Linked DNA regions of Homo sapiens: region 1 is linked to region 2. The links are chromatin loops, found by intact Hi-C in ENCODE. Cell type or tissue: IMR-90. All regions are shown on one strand. Links, peaks and the distances in the headings refer to the core of each region. The heading gives the core; the rest is flanking DNA. Region 1 overlaps NFKB1-AS1 (NFKB1 antisense RNA 1). Region 2 overlaps SLC9B1 (solute carrier family 9 member B1).

Region 1 (5,385 bases), core at 130-5,129, 580 kb before region 2:
TAGGAGAAGACCAAGAAGAGATTATCAGAAAGCGGCAAACATCAAACAGTTTCAAGAAGAGGCTGTGACCAATTTTCCCAAATTTGGCAAGTAGGGCCAATAAGATGAGTTAAAATGATCATTGGCAACATTCACGAATTGTATTAGTCTAGTGATGGGAGAGAAAATTAGAGATCAGTCAGTTAAGGAGTGAAAAGGGAGTGGAAAAGCAGTGGCAACTCATGGACAAAAAGGAAGAAAAAAGATGGAATGAAAGACAAAAGAGAATTTGTGGTCAAGAAAGGGCTGACTTTCTGTTTGCTGTGTTTGTTTTGTTTTGTGGTCATGAGAATTTATTTTTTGTTGTTTTGGGGTATTTCGTTTGTTCATTTTTTAAGGATGAGAAAGATTTGGGGTGTATGGACTCAGGATTGGAGCCAACAGAAGGGCTAAGGTGGAAGATAAGAACAGAGTGGGAATGACTGATGAAGCAACATTCCAGGAATGGAGATGGGGAGGAAAGAAATGGAATCAAGGGCTCCAGGAGAGGGCTTGGCTTTGTGCTAGAAGGACACATCATCCTCCAAATATGTGGAAAGGAGTTAAGAAAGTGTCTATATATTAGTAAGTGCTGGGCAGGGTGGACAATTGATGGATGACTGTAACTTTCTCAAGTAAGAAACAAGGTGGTTTTTGGGAGCCTGAGGCAGGAGAATCGCTTGAACCCGGAAGGCGGAGGTTGCAGTTAGCCAAGATCGCGTCACTGCACTGCAGCCTGGCGACACAGCGAGACTCCATCTCAAAAAAAAAAAAAAAAAAGAAAAAAAAGCAGATTAACAAGGTGGTTTACTGAGAACATTGGCAGTTAAATGTTGAGGAAATGATGAAGATTTGGAATAGAAGCCAAAGAGGATGATAAAGAAAGCTAAGCAAAACAAGTAAACTTGTATTACTCTGGATTAAGCTCTTGGAACTCATTTCTCATAAGTTTTTAAAATCTTGATAACCACTGATGAGAGAATACACCAAATAAGTATTTTGGCAATTAGTCTTCCTATTTCACTAGCAATTGTGTTTAGATAAAAATCATTATAATTACATCTTAAGCTTCTTGTAATACATTAGACTTACAAAACTGCAAACACTATACTAGATATTATGTATGTATATATTATATTATATTATATAGATCATATACATTATGTGATACTAAATGCCAAAATTTTACTTGATGTTTTGAAGTGCTTAGTGTTGTTCAATGCTTACTTTAGCCAGCTGTTATGTTTTCAGACAGTGATTTGCTTTAGTCTTCTCTTCCTTGCAGAATCATAAGGAACCTTAGCTTATGAGAGCAGTTTCTTCAAGAATCTGCTTATTAGAGTAAATAGAATGAATTTCATTTCGTACAGTTACTACTACAACATTTGATGATACCAAAAGCAAAGTGAAACCTGAAGCATGCTCACATAATAAATTACAAAATTTTCCATATGAAGCATTCTTTATTTTCTGAACCCAAAGCTCTGTGTCCCTTTGTAATGAATCAGCATCTCAGGCAAATGTTCTTGTGAGGAGGCAAATTTTTCCCACTGGATTTAGCACTTAAAACAGAAGTTGTCCCCACCACCACCACACTTTCTAAATACAAAGAGCCCTGTTATAAGATAGTCTCATCTGAGTTGTTTTTCTTTTTTCTTTTAGATTATGTGGGAAATGTGTTGCATATTTGCATTTAGTATTTGTGCAAATGTTTTAAACCTTTTTCTCCGTGTTGAAGCTGGTTTCGGTTATAGTTATCCGAATAAGGGGGGGAAAGAGGTGAAAGGACAATATAGTTTAAAGTATTTAAAGCCCTAAAACTTCACAAACCAGGAATTAAATATAAAGGTATTCGAGTTTTTTCTGACTTATGAAAATTTAAAGAGCAGTACCGGCCGGGCGCGGTGGCTCACTCCTGTAATCCCAACGCTTTGGGAGGCCGAGGCGGGCGGATCACGAGGTCAGGAGATGGAGACCATCCTGGCTAACACGGTGAAACCCCGTCTCTACTAAAACTACAAAAAAATTAGCCGGGCGTGGTAGCGGGCGCCTGTAGTCCTAGCTACTCCGGACGCTGAGGGAGGCTGAGGCGGGAGAATGGCGTGAACCCGGGAGGCGGAGCTTGCAGTGAGCTGAGATCGCGCCACTGCACTCCAGCCTGGGCGAGAGAGATTCCGCCTCAAAAAAAAAAAAAAAAAAAAAAAAGAGCAGTACCAAAAATATGTAAGGTTTTCTTAGAAAATATAAAGTGCTAACCTAAAAAGGAAAATAATGTATTTGCCACATTTAACAAACACTTATGGACCAAGATAAAACAGATAGCCCATAAATTTGGCGTTGTCCCTTTAATGTACATGTCTATAGTGCCACCATGTGGTACTACCGGTGTTGTAAATATTTCTAAATACAGTAATTCAGATATTCTGAAAGTTAGACACTAGATGGCAGTATATTTCCCTTTAAAATTGTTTATTCATGTTCAAAGGCAGTATCTATTTTTTATGGTATAACTTTGTTGAAAAGTAAAAAAAATTACTACAGTTTTTAAAATAATATGCTTTGTAACATAGACTGATTGCATTAAAAAGTATGCTTTTAATCATCATTTATTTCTCAAATAGAAGCAAAATATTAAAATAACTACTTGCTTCCTTTATTAGCATGCCCAACCTAGGCAAAAGAATCTCACCAATTTTTTCTTCTTCTACTAAAGTCCTGTGATTAGCACAGTAGGATCCAACTGTATTGATTCTATATAATTACTAATTAACAAAATTTTACTAAGTAAAGACTTAGAGGCAGAAAAAACAATGAGAAATTTAGGCAACGAGTCAGCTTAGGTTCATTTATGTACTGTCTTCAATGGCTAAAGAAGAAATATTGGCAGGGGAGGGCTATGACTTTCATTCTATCTCCCTTTTATCCTGCTTCTGAGGCTAAGGGCTCTTCCTAATTTATCCTGGCAATCAGAAAGAAATACTCTATGCCATCCTGAAATACAAATCCAAGATGCATTGTTCAGGAGGTTTTCCTAGTTGGAAACAGCAAGTGCTACATGATATATCAGCATCCAACAGAGCCATGGCTTTTTGTATAGAAATTTGTCTTTTCCTTAATATAAACAAAATCCAGATCTTCCAAAACTGTCAAAGGATCACCAGGCACACAAAAAACGTTAGCAGGAGCATGAAGCCCCAACTCTAGTTAATGTATTAATTTCTCCTTTGGGCTCTTGCTTCTGACATCTGCCTCTACTAGGTAGGTTTGAGACAAGAAGTAAAGGAATGCTCATTTACCTTTAATATCCTAGCCCATTTTTGGACAGAGACCCTGCCTTTAACACCAATAAGCAAAACTACAACAGAGCTAGCATATTTAAATGAGACTTAACTAAATAAAAAGGAATAACTATAGATTGCTTGATAGAAACAGAATTACATTAGTTCCATCAGAACTAGTTTCCTGATAGTTTTTATAATTAATATGTAAAAATATTTAACTATCCCCTTGATTTTTGAGTACTCACTGGGAGAAAATTAAACCATGTCCTTTCCCTGGAATGATTCTAATTCCTCACAAGAAAAAACTTGAGCTTGGAAACCTTGAGTCTTGATAGAATTTGATTACCTTTGAGATAGCATTGGGGGTGGAAGGTGGCAAGGAAATAGCCTTTTTGTGCTTTGGAACTAAAAATATGTAGAAGTGATCTTCACCAATAACCCTCTCCTCACACATATGCAGAAAATCAGGACTTTGGGAAGGTACATGAGGCAAGTGGGCTAAATTGTTTGAAAAGGGGCCTGTCATAATGGGTGGAGGGGTAAATGGCTGAGCTCAAGTACTCGAGTCCTCCAAGAAGAAGAGGGAGGACCAGGCTGCATGTTCCCACCCACTCCCATACAGATGGTGACCAAAACTTCACCCCCAAATTGAACAACACTCCTGAACAACCAAAGGGTCAAAGAAGAAATTTTAAAAAATAACTTGAGACAAACAAAAATGGCAACACAACATACCAAAACTTATCAGATGCAGCAAAAGCAGTTCTAAGAGAGAAGTTTATAGTGACAAATGCCAACATTAAGAAAAAGGAAAGTTCTCAGATAAACAGTCGAACTTTATACCTCAAGGTATAGAAAAGAATACCTTGAGGAACTAGAAAAAAAAAGAATAAACCAAACCCAAAGGTAGTAGAAGAAAGGAAATAATAAAGATTAGAGCAGAAATAAATGAAATAGAGACTAGAATAACAATAGAAAAGATCAACAAACTAAATGTTTTTTGAAAAGTTAAACAAATTTGACAAACCTTTAGCCAGACTAACCAAGAGAAAAAGAGAATACTCAAATAAAATTACAAGTGAAAAAGGAGGCATTACAATTAATACCACAGAAAGGCGAAAGGTGATGAGGCCACTATGAAAAATTATACACCGAATTGGATAACCTAGAAGAAATGGATAAATTCTTTTTAATATAAAACTTACCAAGACAGAATTAGGAAGAAATAGAAACTCTGAACAGACCAATACCAAGTAAGAAAATTGAATTACTGATAAAAAAAAAAAAATGTCCCACCAAAGAAAAGCCCAGTACCTGATGGCTTCACTGGTAAAATCTGCCAAACATTTAAAGAATAATTAATGCCAATTCTTCTCAAACTCTTTTAAAAATTTAAGAGAAGGAAACACTTCCAAAATTATTTTATGAGACCAACATTACCCTGTACTGAAGCCAGACAAAGAAATTATTTTAAAAAATTACAGGCCAATATCCCTGATTAATATAGATGCAAAAATCCTCAACACAAATAATACTAGCAAACTGAATTCAACAGGACATTAAAATGATCACATACCACAATCAAGTGGGATTTATCCCTGGCATGCAAAGATGGTTCAACATATGTAAATCAATCAGTGTAATACACCACATTAACAGAATGAAGGATAAAAATCATATAATCATATAATCATCTCAATAAATGCAGAAAAAGTATTTCACAAAACACGACATCATTTCATCATAAAAGCTATCAACAAATTAGGCAGAGAAAGAAAGTACCTCAACACAATGAAGACCATAAATGTCAAACCTGCAAATAATACACTCAATGATGAAAGCTGAAAGCTTTTCCGCAAAGATTAAGAACAGAGTAAGGGTGCCCACTATCACTACTTATATTTAACATAGTACTGGAAATCAGACCTAGCGCAATGGGTCAAAAAAAAATAAACAAAAAGCATCCAAATTACAAACATAGATGTAAAATTATGTGGTTGCAAATGATATGATCTTATATGGAAAAAGCCCTAAAACTCCACCAAAAAAGTATTAAACTAATAAACAAATGCAGTAAAGTTTCAGA
Region 2 (5,385 bases), core at 170-5,169:
AGAATAACTACAAGAAATGGGTAAATTTCTGGAAACGTACAACCTCCCAAGATTGAACCAGGAAGAAATTAAAATCCTGAACAGACAAATAATGAATTCTGAAATTGAATCAGTAATAAAAAGGTTACCAACTAGAAAAAGCCCAGGACCAGAATGATTCACAGCCAAATTCTGCCAGATATATAACGAAGACCTGGTAGCATTCCTACTGAAAATATTCCAAAAAATTGAAGAGGAAGAACTCCCCAAGTCATTCTATGAGGATAGCATCATCCTGATACCCAAACCTGGCAGAGACACAATAAAAAAGAAAAAGGCCAATATCCTTGATGAACACTGATGCAAAAATCCTCAGCAAAATACTAGCAAATGGAATTCAGCAGCACATGAAAAAGCTAATCCATCACGATCAAGTAGACTTTATCCCTGGCATGCAAAGTTGGTTCAACATATGTACCAATAATTGTGATTCATCACATAATTAGAACTAAACCCCAAAACCATATAATAATCTCGATACAGAAATGGCTTTTAATAAAATTCAGCATAACTTCATGTTAAAAGCCTTCAACAAATAGGCATGAAGGAATATATCTTAAAATAATGTCGTTTATGACAAACCCATAGCCAACATCACACTGAACAGGCAAAAGCTGGAAGTATTACCCTTGAAAACCAGAGCAAGTCGAGGATGCCCTCTTTCAACACTCCTATTCAACATAATACTGGAAGTTCTAGCCAGAACAATCAGGCAGGAGAAAGAAAGAAAAGGCATCCAAGTAGGAAGAGAGGAAGTCAAACAATCTCTGTCTGTAGATGATATGATTCTACACCTAGAAAACCCCATAGTCTCTGCCCAAAAGCTCCTAGATATAAAAAACTACAGAAAATTTTCAGGATACAAAATCAATGTACCAAAATCAGTAGCATTTCTATACACCAACAAGTCCAAGCTGTGAGCCAAATCAAGAACAAGATTCCATATACAACAGCCACAAAAAGAAAATACCCTAGGAATACAGCTAACCAGGGAAGTGAAGGATCTCTACAATGAGAATTACAAAACACTGCTGAAAGAAATCAGATATGACACAAAGGGAAAAACATTTCATGCTACAGTATCTTGGCATCACTATAAATGCATAACAGCCTTGAAATCAGAAATATACTGGTTGTATGATCTTGGGTAATTTACAATCTCTTGTCATCTTTTTTTTTTTTTTTTTTTTTTCTGGAGAGATGGGTTCTCACTCTGTCTGTCACCCAGGCTGGAGTGCGGTGGTGTGATCATGGCTCACTGCAGTCTCCAACTCCCCAGCTCAAGTGATCCTCCCACCTCAGCCTCCCAAGTAGCTGGGACTACAGACATGTCATGTCTGGTTAATTTTTTGTAGGGACGGGGTCTCCCTATGTTGCCCAGGCTGGTCTTGAACTCCTGGGCTCAAGTGATCCTCCTGCCTTGGCCTCCCAAATCTCATCAGCTTTTATTGGGCATAGTACTATCTGTTTTTCTTCATATTCACAGCTAGGGAAAGCAGAATCACATTTGAGGACAGACACCCAAATATGAGTTGACTGGATAAGTTTATTAGAAATTATGGCCTGCTTTTTGTACTAACAAAAATAAGACTTCTTACTGGTTTATATTCCAGTGTCTTACATATAAATGATCAGCTCAGTTTAAAAAATTTTTATGCTTTACTTATTTCAATAAGCTTCTTAAAATCCTTTTCGGAATGAGGTAGATATAAGTACATACATAAACACACATATATACATATCTTGCTATTATGGGAATTAAGTGAGATGTTTGTACAACTTATAGCAAAAGCTATGGTATTTAAAACTTATTAGAAGTCTGTACTGCTGTTATATTGCTAGGCTTTGCTTTCAAAATAGTGAAAAATTTTGATGGATTTAGAAGTTCCATTTTCACCTTGGTTTTTTAGAATGTCTGTTTGATTATATATTAATAATGGACACAGTGTGGTATTGTAAAAAGAACTGGGCAATCTAAGTTCTCTGTTTTTCATTTGCTACTTTTTTTTTTTTTTTTGACAGAATCTCACCGCCCAGGATGGAGTGCAGTGGTGCGATCTGGGTTCACTGCAACCTCCGCCTCCCGAGTAGCTGGGACTACCGACGTGAGTCACTGTGTCCGTCTAGTTTTTTTATTTTTTGGAAGAGATGGGGTTTCACCATGGTGGCCAGAATGGTCTAAAACTCCTGATCTCAAGTGGTCCGCCAGCCTCAGCCTTCCAAAGTGCTGGGATTACAGGCATGAGACATCGCACCTGACCCTGATACATCATATTGAGTAAATTTCTTGTCATTTCATCTCTCTGCTCGATTCCAAACCTATAAAGTGACGTAGGGAGTGAGGATCTTAGATGATCTAAGGGCTTTAACAGTTTCTTTTTTTTTTTTTTTTTTTTGAGACGGAGTCTCGCTCTGTAGCCCAGGCGGGAGTGCAGTGGCGCAATCTCGACTCACGGCAACCTCCGCCTCCCGGGTTCAAGCGATTCTCCTGCCTCAGTCTCCCGAGCAGCTGGGACTACGGGCGCGTGCCACCACGTCTGGCTAATTTTTTGTATTTTTAGTAGAGACGGGTTTCACCGTGTTAGCCAGGATGGTTTTGATCTCCTGACCTCGTGATCCGCCCACCTTGGCCTCCCAAAGTACTGGGATTACAGGTGTGAGCCACTGCGCCTGGCCAGGCTTTAACAGTTTTAAGTCTATGATTCTATTATCTGAGGGGCATACCAAGAAATAGGCTGAAAGAATAGCAATACGTACTTCTTGGGAACTTCATTTCTTAAATACCATGTATGTGCATATGTATCACTTAATATAAACAACTTGTCTTTCCTTGGTGTGTCCATACACAATACTATGGGTTTATGCTTTTGGAGCAATGTTGTGCAACAGTGACATCTAGTGACTACATATCACAGATCATTCAGCAAAACTTTATGGCCAACTTGTACTCTTCTAAATGTGGATGATTTACTTTGTAGCCCAGCTAAATACTTTTAAATAATTCCTCACCTCTCTCCTCTAAAGAAAGGTATGCCAATTAAATTTGACAACAGCATTAATAATTGGCTAAATAAGAACTGAAATTTCCTTTAAAAATCATAATGTATATGGAATTCAGTATAAATTATTCTAAATGAGACTGCAGCTCTTTTCCTTCCACTGAGAGTGGCAAAGCTGGGATTTTCAATTCCAGTGTGTTTAAATATAGTCTATTCTCTTATCTACTATGCATTGCTGACATGTAGTAGGCATTTAACACATACTTATTCAATTAATGTTAGGTAAAACATATGCATCAACAGTTGTGAGTATGTATTGCTTTGGAATCTTTGGAACTATTGCTGCCTTTCAAACAAAGAACTCTTCTTGAGGTCAGATAAAAGATTAACACAATTATAAACAACCACAGTATACATCTTTCTGAACAAATGAATTTGAGACCTACATGCATGCATAACAGAATACTCTTTATAAAAGGCATTCAAACTAGGTCAGTATTTTTTTTAAGATAATGACTACCTAGTATTATTATTTAATCAGGACAATACAAATCTGGGCTAAACTTCTACTACTATAATTCAAATTGACTGTCATTGTTAAAATTCCTAATAGTATTTAGGATTTGATCTCATTAGTCAGATAGTACCTTGATTTTAAACCGTTTTCGGGTGCCTAGATCTTGTTGCCACAATAAAGTGACACGGTGTCTGTCTTAGGTCATTTTGTATGCTGTAACAGAATACCACAGATTGGATAATTTATAATGAAAAAAATTTCTTTCTCATAGTTCTGGAGGCTGAGAAGTTCAAGATCAAGGCACCCCAGCATCTTGAGAGGGCCTTCTTGTTCCATTCTCTGGAGGGGAGGGAGTCTATGTCCTCCTCACATGGCAGAAGGTATAAGGGTAAGGGACGCAAATGGGTGGCAGAACTTGTCCTTTTATAATGAAATTAACCTCACCCATGTGGGCACAGCCCTCAAGGCCTAATAACCTCTTAAAGGTCCCACCTCTTGATACTGTTACAATCAACATGAGTTTTGGAGGGGACAAACATTCAAACCATAGTAGTGTCTTAGTCTATTTGTGTTGCTTTAACAAAATCCTCAAGATTGGGTAATTTATAAATAACAAAAATTTATTTTGTCACAGTTCTGGAGGCTGGAAAATCCAAGATCAAAGTGCTGACAGATTTGGCATCTGGTAAAAGCTCAGATCTCTGCTTCCAAAATGGTGCCTTGAATGCTGCATCTTCTGGAGGAAATAAATGCTGTATCTTTACATGTTGGAAGAGACAGAAGGGCGAAAAGGGGCTAGCTAGCTCCCTCCACTTATTTTATAAGGGCATTAATCCATTTATGAGGGCAGAGCCCTCATGACCTAGTCACCTCCTAAAGGCCCCAGCTCTTAATACTGTTGCATTGGGGATTAAGTTTCAACATGAAATTGGAGGGACACAAACATTCAAACCATAGCATTTTGCCCCTTCCCCCACAACAAATTCATGTCTTTCTCACATATAAAACACACTTGTTCCATCCCAGTAGCTCCAAAAGTCTTAACTGTTTCCGATACCAACTCAAAAGTCCAGAGTCCAGAGTCTCATCTAAATCAGATATGGGTGAGACTCAAGGTTTGATTCATCCTGAGGCAAATTGCTCTCCAGCTGTAAGCCTATGATATCAAGCAAGTTATATCATTCTAAAATACAATAGTGGGACAGACAGAGGAAAGATAGATATTCCCTTTTCAAAAGGGAGGAAATAGAAAAGGAGAAAGGGGTAATAAGTTCCAAGTAAGTCCCAAACCCAGCAAGGCAAACAACATTAAATCTTGAGACTTGAGAATAATCTTCTTTGACTCCATGTCCTGCCTTCTGCATACAATGGGGAAGGGGTTGAGCCCCCATGTCTCCTGGGAGCCTTGCCTGCATGGCTTTAGGGGGAGCAGACCATGCACCAGTTCTCACATGTTGGCATCACATGCCTGTCGCTCTCCCAGGCAGGAATTGCACACTGGTATCTCTAGTGGCCTACAGTCTTGGTGGTGGCTCTGCCCCCATAGCTCCACTAGGCATTGCTCTTATGGGGGCTCTCTGCGGTATCCCTGACTCCACAGCTCTTGTAGGCACTGCCCTAGTGGTGACTCTCTGTGCTGACCTCACACCTCTGGCAGTTCTGTGCCTGGGCCCCAAGGTTCTCTGTGACCTCCTTTGAAATCTATGCGGAGATAGCCATGACTACAGACTTAGCACCACATGGGCACCACCAAGGTTTACTGTTTATACTCTCTGACACTGCACCTGGGCCTGCTTGAGCCACAGCTGGTGTGGCTAAGGAATGCTGAGC

The links. A loop is a pair of places that touch in the nucleus more often than their neighbours do. Peaks named below come from ENCODE experiments on the same cell type or tissue, not always from the same donor. Only the 100,000 strongest peaks of a DNase experiment are listed, where the experiment ranks them.
Region 1: a loop joins it to region 2, with 6 times the contacts of the local background. A loop is called at or near these places in 80 of 110 quality-filtered maps.

What each region holds. Positions count from the first base shown.
Region 1 is chr4:102,429,152-102,434,536 of GRCh38, forward strand. All of the region lies in intron 2 of NFKB1-AS1 (NFKB1 antisense RNA 1), which reads right to left. Among named protein-coding and RNA genes, the nearest start is that of NFKB1, 70 kb to the right of the region's middle. In IMR-90, for the core only: a CTCF peak has its summit at 2,421 (motif pointing right); DNase peaks (open chromatin) are centred at 550 and 2,350; H3K4me3 peaks cover 1,020 bases; H3K27ac peaks cover 152 bases.
Region 2 is chr4:103,006,383-103,011,767 of GRCh38, forward strand. All of the region lies in intron 1 of SLC9B1 (solute carrier family 9 member B1), which reads right to left. Among named protein-coding and RNA genes, the nearest start is that of SLC9B1, 11 kb to the right of the region's middle. In IMR-90, for the core only: a CTCF peak has its summit at 2,935 (motif pointing left); a DNase peak (open chromatin) is centred at 2,909.